2 separate regions of the Mus musculus genome follow, and region 2 is linked to region 1. A link is a loop called in an ENCODE intact Hi-C map of the cell type or tissue named here. Cell type or tissue: left cerebral cortex. All regions are shown on one strand.

Region 1 (8,000 bases):
GATGCTCCAACATGTAATAAGGACACATACTCCACTATGTTCATAGCAGCCATATTTATAATAGCCAGACGCTGGAAACAACCCAGATGTCCCTCACCAGAGGAACTGGTAGAGAAAATGTGGTACACTTACAATGGAGTATACTCAGCTATTAAAAATGATGACTTCACAAAATTCGCAGGCAAATGAATGGATCTAGAAAATATCATTCTGAGTGAAGTAACTCAGTCACAAAAGAACACACATGGTATGTACTCACTGATAAGTGGATATTAGGCAAATAGCATGGAATACCCATGATAAAACTCATGGACCGCATGAAGCTCAAGAGGAAGGAAGACGAAAAATTGGATACTTCAGTTCTATTAGTATGGGGAACAATATAATCAAAGGAAGTAGAGGGTGGGAGAGACTTGGGAGGAAAGGAGGAGGGGGAGGGGAAAAGAGGAGAATAATCAGGTATCGGAGGACATGGAGGAGATGTACATGGAGAAGGGTCAGGAAATTGAACAGAGGTGTATAGCAATGGGGGATGGGGAACTGGGGGTAGCAACCAGAAAGTCCCAGATGCCAGGAAAGCAAGAGCCTCCCAGGACCCCATGGAGATGACTTTAGCTGAAATACCCCACAAAGGGGAGGGAGAACCTGTTGAGATCATATCCAGAGATTAGACATGCCCTCCCCCTCCCCAGCCTACCCCCACTTGAGGGATGGGACCACCCACCCATCTCCAAAATTTTAACCTAGAATTGCTCTTGTCTAAAGGAAATACATGGACAAAGAATGAAGCAGAGACTGAAGGAAAGGCCATCCAGAGACTGGGGATCTATCCCACTTGCAGACACCAAACCCAGACACTACTGCTGATGCCAAGAAGTGCTTGCTGACAGAAGCCTGATACAGCTGTCTCCTGAGAGGCTCTGTCAGATCCTGATCAATACAGGTACAGATGCTTGCAGCCAACCATTGGACTGAGCACAGGGACCCCAGGGGAGGAGTTAGGGGAAGGACTGAAGGAGCTAAAGGGGCCTTATCTGGCATCAATGGAAGGGGAGGCCCTTGGTCCTGTGAAGGCTTGATGCCCCAGTGTAGAGGAATGCTAGGGTAGTGAGGGTGGAGTGGGTACGTGGGTGGGGGAGCACCCTCATAGAAGCAGGGTAAGGGGGGGGGATGGGATAGGGGGTTTGCAGAGGGGAAATTCAGAAAGGGGATAAAATTTGAAATGTAAACAAATAAAATATCAAATTAAAAAAACAAAATAACTTTTAAATAAAATAAAAACAAACAAAAAGAAGTTATCACAGCAGGGTAGGGACTATTGCAAGTAGGAAGTTTCTTGGTTTTCAAAATCTTGAGCCCTGATTCTCACACAAAGGAGTTTCCTTGTATAGAAACGGGGCCAGAGAAGACTGGGTGTGGAGAAATGGGATGAATGGGAGTAACTGATCAGATAATGCCTAACCCCAGGCCTTCTTGTTCTCAGAAAGCTCTGTTAGCTGGCACAGGCCACTAGACTGAAATTTAGGACTTGGAGAACAAAGTCCCCACTGAGGTTCATTAATACAAGTTTTGTTCTTGTTGGTCAGTGGAGAGCTGAAGTTGAAGTTGAGCTAACTATAAATGGTGTGCGCAGGGGTTGGGGGTCAGGGTGAGGCACTTTCTTTGTACCAAGTGTAATACAGGAAAAGATGGAGAACATTGTCTCAGCCGTGTAGGGGCTGTCTTTTCTAGAACACAGAATAGAACAGGACAGAGGTTCCTAAACACTACTGTTTTGAGGGGCCAGGGGGCCCAGGTGAAATAGCCCAAAAACAGCCACATGATAAAGCATGCGATTTGTATTGACAGGTCTGGGTACTGGGGACCAGCTGTGTACAGTACTGTAGCCCTGTGGTAAGTGTAGCCTTTCTGCAAGTGTATGGAAGCTATAGCCGTAGTCAACCAAGTCCTCTGCCCAGCCCCAGTTGGAAAAGCACGCTGAAAGGACGTGTCACATACTTTAAAAACCCAACAGGACCTGAGGGATGGCTTGGTAGTAAGGAACTCCTTCCACCACGTCTGGCTCTTTAACTTTGACTTCCAGCACTCACACCATAGGAGAGAACTTTGTCCATAACATTGTCCTCTGACCGCCACACAAACGTCAAGGTGCAGATGCCCCCCTCCCCCAAACAAATAAAAGTTAAAAAGTAAAACAAAATAAACCTCAGGACATTTGTGAAGAGTGTAGAAGCCTGCCCAAGGGGATTTTAAAGGGCGTTTTTTACATATTTAAGACACCTAGCCAGGGGCACAGATAAACACACAAGACTGTAGATAACAGAGTGCTCACTGAGCCAGAGGGCCCGTTCAAACAGCTCTGGAATTCACAAAAAGGAGGCTTGGCTAATATACTTAATCTCTCAAACTCCTGTTTCCTCACCCAGGAAATAGAGACAAAGATATTTCAAAGGTTCTCTGTGATGATCACCAGTATAAATTCAAGAAAATAACTAATATTATCAGTGTGTTATGATTTTATTTTATAAAGCATGGACATACAGACACACAGACACACACACACACACACACACACATACACACACTCAGGCAGGGAGTCAAAATCTGGAAGAATATACTTATAAACATCCTTATGGTTAATTTTTTTTTCTATTTGCTTCTGAATTTTTTTCCCTTTAAGTGAGATACATGAGGAAGAACAAGTCTGTTTATTTGAAAGCAAATGAACCATGTAGACTCTGAGAGAATGGTGTCCTGGAAATGGCTCAGGATGACGTGGTCCTGAGAGAATCACTCTCTGGTCACAGAAATTGAATGAGGTGCAGTGAAATTATTCTATGTTCATTAATGTTTTTCCAATGTTATCTATTTTTGTTTATGTATAGTGTGCTCTTTTCTGCATGTATGTCTGTATGCTAAATGTGTGCAGAGACTGCTAAGGCCAGAAGCAGACATCAGATCTTCTGGAACGGGAGCTACTAGGGTGGTCATGGAAACCCAGTTTGGGTCCTCTTAACAAAAAGAGCTTTCCCAGGTCCCCCTTGAGTTTATTATTTAAGTCTTAAATATTTTTTTTAACATGGAGGACTGCCTGTGATAGTAAGCTAACCCTCAATTTAAAGGTTAGGAGATAGCCAATTGAAACTGCACTTGGATATTTCTGCTCATGACCAGTTGGCTCCAGTTTTTCTTAAAACTTCCTGCTTTCTAGAGTGATAGGCAAGGTATGGCACTGCGTGTGGGTGTGAGTGTTGCTTCCGGAAGGACCACAGGAAGTGGACAGACTCAGAAAGAGAATGGGGAAGTGACAGATACTGCAGGAGGGAGTGGGGAGGGAGAGGAGGAAGAAAGAAGTGAGAAGTGAGGAGATGAGAGAGAGGGGAGGGGAAGGAGGGAGGGAGGGAGGGAGGGAGGGAGGGAGGGAGGGAGGGAGGGAGGGAGAGAGAGAGAGAGAGAGAGAGAGAGAGAGAGAGAGAGAGAGAGAGAGAGAGAGAGAGAGAGAGAGAGAACAAATATCTGGCGGCAGCAGCAGAATACCCAAACAAGGAGGTAGCCATTTAGAAACATACTTTCTCTTGTTCCTTGCGGCCCTTTCTTTGTCTTTCCATCACTTTTCCCTTTTAAATACTCTGTTTCCATTTGTGGCTCTCACAGCCCCCTCACATTACCAAACACAGTTCTCCATTTGGACTCTTATAGTCCCACGTTGACTAGCAAAAAGTTTGTGAGCAGCATTACAGAGTCAGCTCTGATAACAGTTACAAACTCGGTAAAGTCTGTGACTAACCATCCAGCGACAGTGAAAATCCTCCAAACAACCAAGCAAATATAAGTTCACATTTAGCCTTTTAAAGGTGCGGGGTCACACAGATTGGAAGAGGAATGCCATTTCTTACAGTTTACTCAGGAGCCTCTTTGATAGGAGGCACTCAAAAAACAAAAACAAAATCAAGACAAAAACAAAACAAAAAACCCCCAATGTCTTCAACCAGGCTCTCCCCAAGGCCAGTCTCTCCAGCTCCCGGGTGCCCTTGCTGCTCTCTAGCCTGAAGGAAACTATTGTTTACTTGGCCCCTCCCTAAGTAGACTCTGAACTTATTCAGCTGCTCCCTGCATTCTTAGCACCTGCGCGGAAGGACGCCTGGCCTCTAAAGTGCTTAGCAAGCTTGTCTCAGTGGATGTTACCTGACTTTCCTAAGTCCTTGTTGAGACTTCTCCTTTAAAACCGTGTCAGGATCCCATGGAAAAGCTGTTGAGAAAAGCTTACTCAGGATCCAGTTTAGATTCAAGAGGGAAATGTCTGCAGAACACCAGGAGATCTGAAGCAGGTACCCTTAGTGAAGACTAATGTGATTCTGATGAAGAGAAGAGTTTCAAACTCTTAGCTCATTTTTATGAAGACATTATGATTATGATTTTTTTTTGGCAGAGAGAGGACCTTGGAGCTGTGGGCTGGTACACTTTAGCTGGCGACTGGCCTGCAGATGCTTTAGCTCAGGACAGCTAGTCACAGCAGGTGAAGGGAGAGTCGTTTCGAGTTCAATGACATGATTCTAGAGTCCACTAATATTTTTAAGTGTTATTTATTCTGGCACATTTTCAAAGTGTTTTGTTGCAGGATCAGGGTGGAGGAGAGGTCTAATTTCTTTTAAAGATTTTTTTTTTTAATGGTGCCCAGAGGTATGGTTACAATTACTGTAGTTTAACACACAAATCCATGGGCAATCAGGAATTGGGACGTAAAACTAGACAGGAGTAACACTGGGGGTGGGGTGGGGGTGGGGGTGGGGGGGAGCTGTTCCCGGAATTCAGGACCCAATATGGCTTCTTCTTGAGATCTTGTCTGTTCTCACCCTGGAGTCCATCTTGTTAGAGCCAAAGTTTTCGTACCTTTGAAAGAAATAGCCCAGGTTTCTCTTGCTTTCGGTTCCTTTTGATCAGTTTACGGTTGTTCAAATTGACCACTAGGGGGCAGCAAATTACAGCAGAAGTAGAGGTCCTTATGTATGCAATAAGCTTGAAACAGCCTTTAAAAAAGACTCATGTCCTAATCCACTTTTAGCTATTGTTCTCAAACTTAGTTCATACTGTCGTTATGTACATTATTTCTAAGTTATTAGAGGAGTTCCCTCAGGAATGAAACAATAGTGCCTGGATACATGGTTTTGTTTTATTGTCTTTTAGAAAACATCTTCTTTCTTTCTTTCTTTCTTAGTGAAAATCATACTGCAACAAACTCAAATAAAAATATGACACTGCATGGTTAGAATGGTCATTCTGAAGCCGTGGGTCTTCCCTTGGGGTTTTACACATTAATTATCAATTATAAAAAATAAAACAAAAATAAAAACAAGAACAAACACTCCAGAGTTGAAATTAGAAAACCAAGTAGTTTTTTGTTCCCTTTTCACAGCTTCTGTGTCCTTTTGCCTGCTTTCTGTCCTGCCCTGTCACCTAAGAGGACCCTTTTGGGGTCTCCATTGTAAATATTATGCTATGCTTACACTTAAATGTTTCCATAAATACATGTCTATGCTATATGCTGGAATCTGCATGTGAGAGAGAATAAGCAAGCACGTTTTCTCTTTCTGAAGTTGTGTGTACCGCCCCCCCGCCCCCCACCCCCGGAATAGTATTCATTCTGAGTTCAGTTTCCTGGGAAATTCTGATCTCATTCTTCTTCATAGATGAATAATATTCCATTTTATATATGTACTAGGGTTTCTTTATCCATCCATTTGTTGACAGGCATCTAAGTTGTTAACGTTTCCTTGCTATAGTACACAGAACAGAATTCTACTCGGATGTGCAAAAATGTCTCTGTGTAGGATATGGAGTGGAATCACTGGGTCATGTGGTAGGGGTTGTAGTCATTGTTGTGTTGCTGTGAAGAGAATCCACAGCCACAGGAACTCTTACAAAGGGGGGTCATTTAACTGAGGTTTGTGACAGTTTCAGAGGTTCAGTCCATTGTCCTGATGGTGGGAACACGGCAGTGCGTATGCAGACACGGTGCTGGCTTGGTTTTTTTTTTTAAACCTCAAAACCCACCCTCAGTGACACACCTCCTCCAACTGGGCCACACCTCTTAATCCTTTCATATAGTGCTGGAGGCCAAACATTTAAATCTATGAGTCTATGGGGGCCGCTCTCATTCAAACCACCATAGCAGTTTTAGACTTAAGTTTCTGAAGACCCGCCACCCTGATATCCATGATGGTCACATTAATTTGAACTACCAACAGCAGGGAATAAAGATCTTTCTCCACATCTTCTCCATTGCCAGTTTTCTTGATGGTAGCCATTCTGACTAGGGTGAGGTGGTATCTACCTCAAAGTAGTTTTAAAAAACAAAGACAAGAAGGACTGGAGATGTTGAACATTTTGTTAAACGGCTTTTGTCCATTTGGTCTTTCTTTGAAAAATGTCTGCTCTGTACTCTAGCCGGTTTGCTGATCGGCAGTCTTATCACTTGGTATTTAATTTCCTCAGCTTTTGGAGGTCCCTGTGTGAAGCATACAGAGATTTTTCTCCCTTCCCGTGGGCTGTCTGCGCATGACGCTGACTGTTTCCTTTGCTGTGTGTGCAGAAATGCCTTGCTTCCATGTAGACTCACTATTGATACTTAGGCTAGTTCCTATGCTATGCAGAAAATTCTTGCCTTCCCCAGCACCTTGGAGACTATTTTTTAGGCTTTTATCTGATAGTCTTAGCATTTCAAGATTTTAAAATATTGTTTTATTATTTTATTTATTTATTTTACATCCTGACTGCAGTTTCCCGTTCCTCTGCTCCTTGTCCTTCCCTCCCTTGTCGCCTCCCTCTTCCTCCCCATCCACTTCTACAAGGACTTTGGTCCATTTTTTTATTGATTTATTCATACAAAGTGAGAGTTATTAGTCTAATTCCGTTATTCTGCAGGTGACTATCTAATTTTGCAAGCATGCTTTATTGAAGGGGCTTTGTTTCTAGTGCATGTTTTTTACCCCTTTGTCAAAAATTAAGTGACCATACTTTGTCTGTTTATTTCCAGGTCTTATATTCTGTCCCATTAGCCTTCCTGTCTATTTTTATGCTGGATCCAGGTTGTCTTTGTCACTATAGCTTTGGAGTATAGTTTGAGGTCAGGTATTATGCTACCACTAGCTATGATTTTGCATCTTATGACTGTTTGGGTTATTCATGGTTATATATTTTTATTGCTCTAGTTGGTGGCCTGAACCTGGAAGAATGGAGCCAAAAACTGAGGTGGACTAAAGTCTCATGCAATAGCCAACTTTATTCTGAGTATCAGACAATTTATATTCTGAGGGCATTATGAGCGTTAAGCCAGTTCAAATAAACGATGGTCACATGAGTTTAGGCTGTACACGGTTACAGCAATTTTTACATGATTAATTCCGCCAGTCCAGGAGGGTGGAAGCTTCCTATATTCTTTACTATCTTGTTTGACCTCCTTTTCTACTGCCTTGAAGTTTTTGTTTACATGTGTTTGTAACTTTTTATAACACCATAAAGGAATTTTTTTTTTTTTTTTTTAGTTTTTTGAGACAGGGTTTCTCTGTGTAGCCCTGGCTGTCCTGGAAATCACTTTGTAGACCAGGCTGTCCTCGAACTCAGAAATCTGCCTGCCTCTGCCTCCCGAGTGCTGGGACTAAAGGTGTGCTCCACCACGCCTGGCTGGGATATTTTTCTTAATTCTTTTTCTCTGAGAGCACATTATTTGTTTCAATATGGAAATTCAAATATGGGGCCTCCAGTTTTCCTTGAGTTTGGATTACGCAACTTTAAATGTTCATCAAATCAAAACATTTTCTAGTAGATCCTAAAGAGTCTTTTAAGTGTAGAATCATGGCATCTGCAAATACGGATAGTTTGGCTTCCTACTTTCCTATTTTGATTTATTCATATCTTTCTGATTGCTATAGCTAAAGCTTCGGGTCCTATATTGAACAAGAAAGAGAGCAGGCATGCTTACCTCTTTCCAGATCGTAGAGAAT
Region 2 (8,000 bases), 1.0 Mb after region 1:
GAACAAACACTAGAATCTCCTTAGCCTATGTGAAATTTATTTAACACTAGAGCAGAACAAATAAAGCTCACTTTTACAAGCCAATGACAGTGTGTTTGTTAAGAATTAAGACTTACCTAGTCTGTGCTAGTTATCTACACTGAGAATAACTCTGGGCCTGTCCTCTGGTTTAAAGTTCATGCTTCAGGGGAAATAGCTTGACTCCAAATGGATCAAAATTTCAGATAGAATGCTGTTTTCAAATGGTTGTTTAAGTAGGTAGAGTTTGGGTGATGGGTAAAGGCTATGATTCTGTTTGGAAACACAGGTGGCTGGTTGCCCTAGCACCCAGAATGCATGCTTTTCTCTGACCATAGACGTAATCGCATGTTGTAGGCATTCTGAGTACTGTTTTGTTGTTACAAATAGATCTGAGCTGAAATGCAAAACGTTACCCTTCTCAAAGTTCTTTGCTCTAATTGAACTAAAATCCATGTTTGTGAAATTTAAAGAGAAATCAAAAAAGGATCAAATCTTAGCAACAGGAATAACAGCACTCTCCTCTCAAAATATACCAGGTGAGATGTATATGTAAAATTTAAATTTTCTAGAAGCCGCATTCAAAAGTAAAAAGAATAGAATAACCTTTAATAATATCTATTAATTGGCTCAATCTGTATAGGATATTATATATCAATATCTAGTCTATATAAGAATTATTGACATGATGTCTATATTACTGTATTGGTCTTAGTCTGAAATTCAGAATGTATTTTAAATTGGACTAAACATATTTTAAATACTTATAGCCACATGTAGTTAGTAGCTGCCATGCTGAATAGCAAAGAATTCCATAGTAATAATGATAGTGATAAAGCTTCATGTTAAAACAAGATATCGTTTCCATATATATAGTTTCCACTGCATACAAGACTACATTCTATTTATATACATCTTAGAAGATGTCCTAAGTTCAATGTAATAATTAATGTTATTGTTTTGCAATTGACTGAAGTATATTTTTTTCATTATTATTATTTCCAGTGAGATTTCCTCAGGTATTACTTCCAATCAATCTTTTCTGTAAACTCTGAGTACCACAACTGTAGTTTATATTAGCACATCTCTGGAAGGCCACAGGCAGCATACCATTTAGTATTCTGTCTACCCACTTGGAAATGGTATGCACATCCCTGTTAAGATTGCATCCTCTCCCTCTCCATCTTGTACACATGAAATAAACCAAACCATCTCCTAGCTTAAGTTATTAGTTATCTGAGGCAAGTAAGAATATGATCAATTCTCATATTTTTATTTTCCTTAATCTGGTTCCAAGTTATTTTTTACACAGATACAAATCCACTCTCTTTCCCTTTCAAATTGCCAAACACTATGGGTTTAGGAAGTTAGTGGCCTAAATTTATCTTATTTTTAACCAAGAAATTGACTTTTAAAGGTACGGTGCTAACTGATAGCTGTTGTTCCCAGGCCTTGCAGGATTTCTAGGCCGACTTGCCTTCCCCATTGTTGACCTCGGTAACACTGATTTACAGAGTAGAGATTCAACTAGCAAGGAAACTCAATATTGGATGTTGTACCATTAAAATCCAGTTCAGATCTATTTCTCTATTCCTTGGAATATTCCACATTGGTACTACCAGACTTCCACCTGTAGATGGCCTCTATTAAACTCCCTCCCTTGAACACAGGTGAACACCACATCTGGGTGTGTGCTCCTATCTCCATGGAATGATGGTTATTATCTGTCTCCAATTCTTCATTCCTACCCTCTACCTCTCCCCTCTCTCCTTGTCTTGACCACACAGCACAACATGCCCTTTTGGAGGATATCAAGCCACTCGGACCTCTTGGCTCTACATCAAGCACTGGAATTAGAGTATTTGTAACTGTATTCTCTAGCTGGGGATCCATTGTTTTTATATTTCAAGTACACTGTATTTTTATGTGTGATCCAATGCCGCTGGCTTCTTCTACACATATTAATGGTCTTAACGGATGAAATCATACTCGGAATGAAAACTCCAGAGTGAAGAATTCAGGTTGCTGAATGGAATTAAACTTTAGTGCTACAGAAAGGAAGCTCTATGGTCTTATTATCTTTACAATACTTTCATGGTTTAAAACATAATAATAACAAAAATCTGTGGCAGTTGCTGACATGTATCGAGTGAGTCCTAACAAGAATTAACAGCTTTAGTACAGAACTCGAACCCTCCCGAGCCACAGCATCTGCTCTGCCTCTGACAAGGTGGTTGAAAACATTCCTCAAAATGGGAGCTCTTCTCAACCCTGAGGTTTGAATCTGACTTATAGCCTACCTAGCCCAGAAAATCTGAATCGGAATGCACTCAGACTGTATAACGACAGTCCTATCTAGACCTATAATTTGTGTAAATTATTGATGGAAATAATTTACTGTGACTTTATTAGCAGCTGACTCTGAAAGTGGATGCAATTTTTCTTTTATTTGTCAGGGTGGGAAAAGGGCTGGGGAAATGGGAATATAATATTGTCTCTTTTATAAGTTTGGCAAAGAGAATGTTCATACTGATGTGTTGTGCCTTAAAGACAAGACAGCATTTGTGTGTTACAATGTAACTTTGACTAAAGTCTCTGTAGTTAATGAAATACAAAATCAAACAAACAAAACAAACAAGCAAACAAAAACCTTTGTGATAATTCTTCACATGACCAAATTTAAAATTCAAGATATTAGTTTAACGTGGAAACATCAACAAACTGAATATTTGTTAAAAGGAGAAACCAGTAACAATAATAATACAAGAAAGCTTGCATTTTAATTGGGTTCTAAACGATTCCAGTATTCAGTATATGCCAATTATCTGAACACTCAATCATAAGCAGATTTGGGAGACTATGGGTTCTTTATTTAGAGAGTGAAATATATATATATTCTCAAGTGTCCTCTCTTACAGTTTTCTGGGAGGAAATTAAGAGCCATGTTCATATCAACATACCCAATTTTAGTTTAAGACTGGATATGTGCCAGTTGCTAAGGGGACAATATCATGGTGCACATTTAGCAAATATCATCAAAGTCATTTTTAGAACATGCTATGGAATGAATGTAGCTTAAAACACACATTGAGTAGGCACAGCAGATTGCATTTGTCTTTCATGCTGTTGCAAAAGCAAATATCATCAGTGATAGAAGGCAGGTATACTAGATAGCTCTCAAGAAAAAAATCAGAATCTATGAATATTTTATATAATATCATCTTAAGTTAATTATCAAACAAGCTCTATGTTGACAACATCACCATATCACAACAGTAAAAGGGTATTCGCTCTCCTTGAACACACCAGCCCAGGGTCTTCCCGTTACAGACAGGAATACATTGGTTTCTTCCTGTATGGTTGCTGAACAATTGCCTGCATTCATTCCTGGGAGAGCCTGGCTGCATTGTGTCTGCCTGTCTTTTTGTCTTGTTGGTGTATAGCCCATACTGGTAACACAATACAGATTCTCCTGTCGTTTCTTATGACATGGTTTGCCTTGTGGAAATTTAAGACTTCAAGAAGGAAAATATTCTAATGGTGTGAGTGCCTGAATCTCTCTGCATTCTGAATGACATGAAATGGACCCACGAGTCCAGCTCTTAATCTCATCTGAGGCTGCTTCATAAGAGGTCATCATCTGAGGCTTTTGCAACTTAAATAAGGCCAACATTTTGCTCAAAGATCACAGAGAATACTCTGGAGGGATGTATTTCTTTAGAGAATGCTGTGGCCCTGTTTACAAATGGGTAGATTGAAGATAATTCTGCATAAGATAGGGACTCCTTATCTAAGTCCTTACTTTTTAAATGTGTCTTTTGGTTACCCTTTCCCCAATGCTATGGTGGCAAAATATGGTTGGAATATTTTAATACTAATATCATTAATAATAAATTTTATACTCCTCTGGTCTTCAGCTTGAAAGTAATTAAAAGGTCAAAGATTTTCCTTTTTATTACTGGAACTCATTCGTATTTAGTACTACTACTAAAACCAAGTTAGTTTGGCACACAGCCAATTTCTTTCATTGATAGACTTCATGTCTCTACATCAAAAGTTAAAACTCTTCTTGAAATCTGATGAACAGGGCTTCTTAGAGTGCTCCACTTGAGGGACAGAGAGGCACACTCTTTCCAAATGCCCAAGGACTGGCTGTTGGCCTCCTCCTTGCTCCAGTTTATCCATCCCCCTTTTCCGGCCCTGCATATCTGTTAAGGGAAGGCAGCCAGTGTAATACCTACAAGTGAGGCTGATGGAAAACAGATTGTTCAGCACAACAATGGTGACAGCCAGAAAGCCATGGCCCAGCCTAGTCATGTCACCTGAGCAGGGTCAAACTACAACTCTTCTCTTCCCACCTTAGGACAGGAAAATGCTCTATCTTTCTAAAAACACATCAGACAAACAGCAATAAAAAATAAATAAAATAAAAATAAAAAACCAGCCCTGCGGGCAGTTCCTACCTTCTATTTTTATGTAGAATATCGTGCCTTATTATAAATGAGTTTGAAAACTGCTCTCCAACCAGATGGGGTTTGGGCTATTACTATTCAAGCTTGGTATGATATTAGAAAAAAAAATAACTGCCTTATATTGCACCTTAAAAATATCAAGACCCTATCACTTGAGTAAGAAACTAGGTGGCCTAACTACAACATTATAGCATACATCTAAGATGATTAAAAACCCCGAAGAAATGTGCAAATCCAATTCAGAGGTAAAAATAAGATTTTAAGATTATATGGTCTGTGTACAAAAATAGGTACTAACTGTCTGGCGAGCTAAGATCAAAATAGCTTCAACAGCACACCCTACTGTGAAGTTTGTTTTGTAAAGCCTACTCGTTGGTGACAAGCCTACATTCTCTGTGAATATGGCGTTTAGTATTTCTTTTCAACACAAACCTAAGCCTCATGAGCCAAAGTTGCATTTTGACTCCCAGCTATGGTGGCGTTTTAGGGAATCTCACAGTCAAAGTCAAAGGTTTCTGTTATGTATTAGTAAAGTATAGATTATTGGGGCCTACATAATTTAAAGAAATGTAAATTAATATTAAAAGCTTGTAAAAATATGTACATCTTTACTATTTCTCAATAAATACCTTTGCAACTGTATACTTTGTCTTCAGTCATCCATTTTGTAGAGATTTTAACGTGCATGTATTGCTTGATTCTAAATCATGTGGAATTCTTATTTAGGTCTCTGAATGTAGTGTTTCATCTTCTTATGCAAAAGCGTTTTCATTGAAGACCAACTAAAGTATAATACAGTAAATGTCCCTAATAAATGCAGAAAAAAGGCTGGTCTTTGAAGATGTGGGCTGCATATAGGACTATTCATTCATTCATGTACAATCATAATACAACCAAAATGTGTTCATGGTCAGAGTATCTATTTGAATTTGTAGACATTCACTATATGTATTTATATTTGTGTGTCTGAATGTGTAAGGGTGTGTACTTTCCAGGTCCCACATACACATGTGGAGTCAGACATCAACTTGTGGGAGTTCATTTCACAATGTGAGTTTCAACTCAGCTTGCCAGGTTGTCCTGTAACCTGCTGAACCGTCTTGCCAAAAATAATAGAATATTTATAGAATGTCCCTTTAGATGAACATGGTTGTAACTGTTATAATCTATGGCTCATTGTTATTTGAATCTTCCAAGAGAATAGAAACTTGTTTTTATAAAATGAATTTAGTATTTTGTATCACATTATTGTATTCATTTCTTCACAAAGACATTGTTGACATGAAGACTAGAGACAAGTTTCAGAACTGATTTTACTCATTCACATTTTAAAAAAGAAAACTGTTAACCTCCAAATTAACAAAATTTAGAGGGAATTAGGTGAGGATTCTCCAACAAACCCTACACCATACAAAAGTTCATTGAGATATGCAGACTACATTGGATGTGTTTAAAATTAATTGACTAGACCAATTTCTTTCTGGTTTTGAACATCTAATTACCACTGAAAGGTGAGTTTTTGAGATATATTAAATTTCCTATCCCCTGGTCTCCAAGCAAGTATGTCTCCTTTGCCTGTTCAGTATACCTGCATGGATGAATGATCTCAAATGAACGCACCCAAAGCAGAGAATATGCTGCTACCCAGCCATCTTGCATCTCTGCACAATGACCATTCCGGCGCAACAGTCATTTTCCACCTGCATCACCATTTGCCTCTAGTTGAGCATCCTGCTTAGGCCCTCAGACCCCTTGAGTACCTGTCATGATGGCAGCCAGAACAATCCTTTGAATCAGAACATGCTCCTAGGCTTCCAGAAGTGTCTCGCCAACTGCCTGACAGCCTCCTTCAGCATAAGCACCATTGTACAATGACCTATGTAACCTACATGAATGGTCCAGTGATTATAAGTAGTTCATCTTCGCACTCCACTCTCCTCCAGTCAGTTTCTTATTGCTGAATATTTGTATTTTGGGGCACACAGTGACAACCAACTTCTGCAGAGACACATCTCCAGCCCTTCCTCCTTTGGAAGATTTTCACCAGACATCTCCACTGCATATGTGCTAACATTCTTTCAGGTCTTTCACCCCAATACTCTCTTGTGGTTAACGAGGTTCAAATCTCTAACAATGGATGTGTCTCCACATTTGTATTGAATAGCATTAACCCTTCACTTTACCTAATATGATATGTATTTTATTTGCCTTTTATTTGGTGTTACTTGGCCATTCCTAGATATGCTCTGTGAGTCTACAGATCTTGATTTGTTCTACTCTGCGTCTGAAGATTACTGTCACATAGTAGGCACTCAAGAAGTGCTTGTGGGGTGTATGTCTAAACCACAGGTGTACATGTTCACCATCTAGAATTAGCATGATTTCTAATGACACTACCAGACAAGAGGGAGACAAAGCATGCAGGTAAGTTGGCTGAGACAAAATATATCTACAACATATTGGAATGCTTGGTAACCTACTGCTGTGTGAAAATAACAAATAGATATAAGTAATGATATATTTGAAAAGTGGTTGTATATAAACTGAGCATTACCTTCTGGGTTAAAAAGAAATCTTCTCATGGTCCATAAATTGATTCCTTAGTATTTTATTCTGTTTATGGCTTGGAGTTTTTGTTCTCCTGTGTGTGACAGGGTCTTCCCTTGTCAACCAGGTTAGCCTACAACTAACTATGTGTTTCAGGTTGGCCCCAAACTTCTGGCAATCCTCCTGTTTCAGCTTCATAAGTGCTAGGATTATAGGTAGAAACCACCACATTAACTTAAAAAAAATGTATTAACTTTACAAAGTCACTGTGCTTGGCTGAATTAAAGTACTTCAGAAAAATCACACATAAATCACATTTCTTTGAAAGTTCTGTGGTTCATAATTCTAAATTGAGTTTTTAAAAGGCTTTTTATGCATACCAAATCTATTTCCAATCATGTCTCCCTCCTCCTCACGTACTCCGATTGCCCTGGAACCCCTGAAACATACCTGCTCCCTCCCAACTTCTCCTTCTCATACATCTATTGCACAGTGTTCAATTAGGGCATGGTCTTGGGAGCATTCACTAAAGAATAGGCAACCTTCCAGAGTCCACAAACCTGAAGAAAACTGACTCTTTCACCCAGCAGCCTTCAACTGCCAATAGCTCTCTAGTCAAGGGTCGGACCACATGAGACCCACCCCATATGTAATGGAAATTCAGCTAGATTGATCCTGTAAGTCTTGTGCTCCTGTGATTTCATGATTATATTGGTCACATCACATCCAGAAGTCTTTCTCAGGACTATCCCACCTCTTCTAGCTCTTTCCATCCCCATGTTCCCTGATCCTTGGGTCATGGTGATACTTTCTCAATACTTGGACTTAATGAGACTTTGCAGTAGCTGTTGTCCAAGGCAAAAATAATCTTCTCTGAACACAGTTGAGAGCAGCACAGATCTACAGGTATAAACATATATGTATGTGGCAATCTGACAACAGGATAATTTGGAAAACCAACAA

What was found. Peaks named below come from ENCODE experiments on the same cell type or tissue, not always from the same donor. Only the 100,000 strongest peaks of a DNase experiment are listed, where the experiment ranks them.
Region 2: it touches region 1 in a loop (3-fold over the local background); 2 of 42 quality-filtered maps call a loop at or near these places.

Annotation. Positions count from the first base shown.
Region 1 is chr10:24,128,608-24,136,607 of GRCm38, reverse strand. Gm40614 (predicted gene, 40614) reads left to right here and starts at 4,124. Exons shown (of 2, transcript NR_168522.1): 1 at 4,124-4,328. In left cerebral cortex, a CTCF peak has its summit at 4,967 (motif pointing right); DNase peaks (open chromatin) are centred at 3,270 and 4,967.
Region 2 is chr10:23,100,094-23,108,093 of GRCm38, reverse strand. It overlaps Eya4 (EYA transcriptional coactivator and phosphatase 4), which reads left to right. Exons shown (of 19, transcript NM_001347372.1): 19 at 1,806-5,132. The coding sequence ends at 1,886. Among named protein-coding and RNA genes, the nearest start is that of Gm24655, 63 kb to the left of the region's middle. In left cerebral cortex, no CTCF peak of the experiment used is centred here; DNase peaks (open chromatin) are centred at 3,076, 4,374 and 4,827.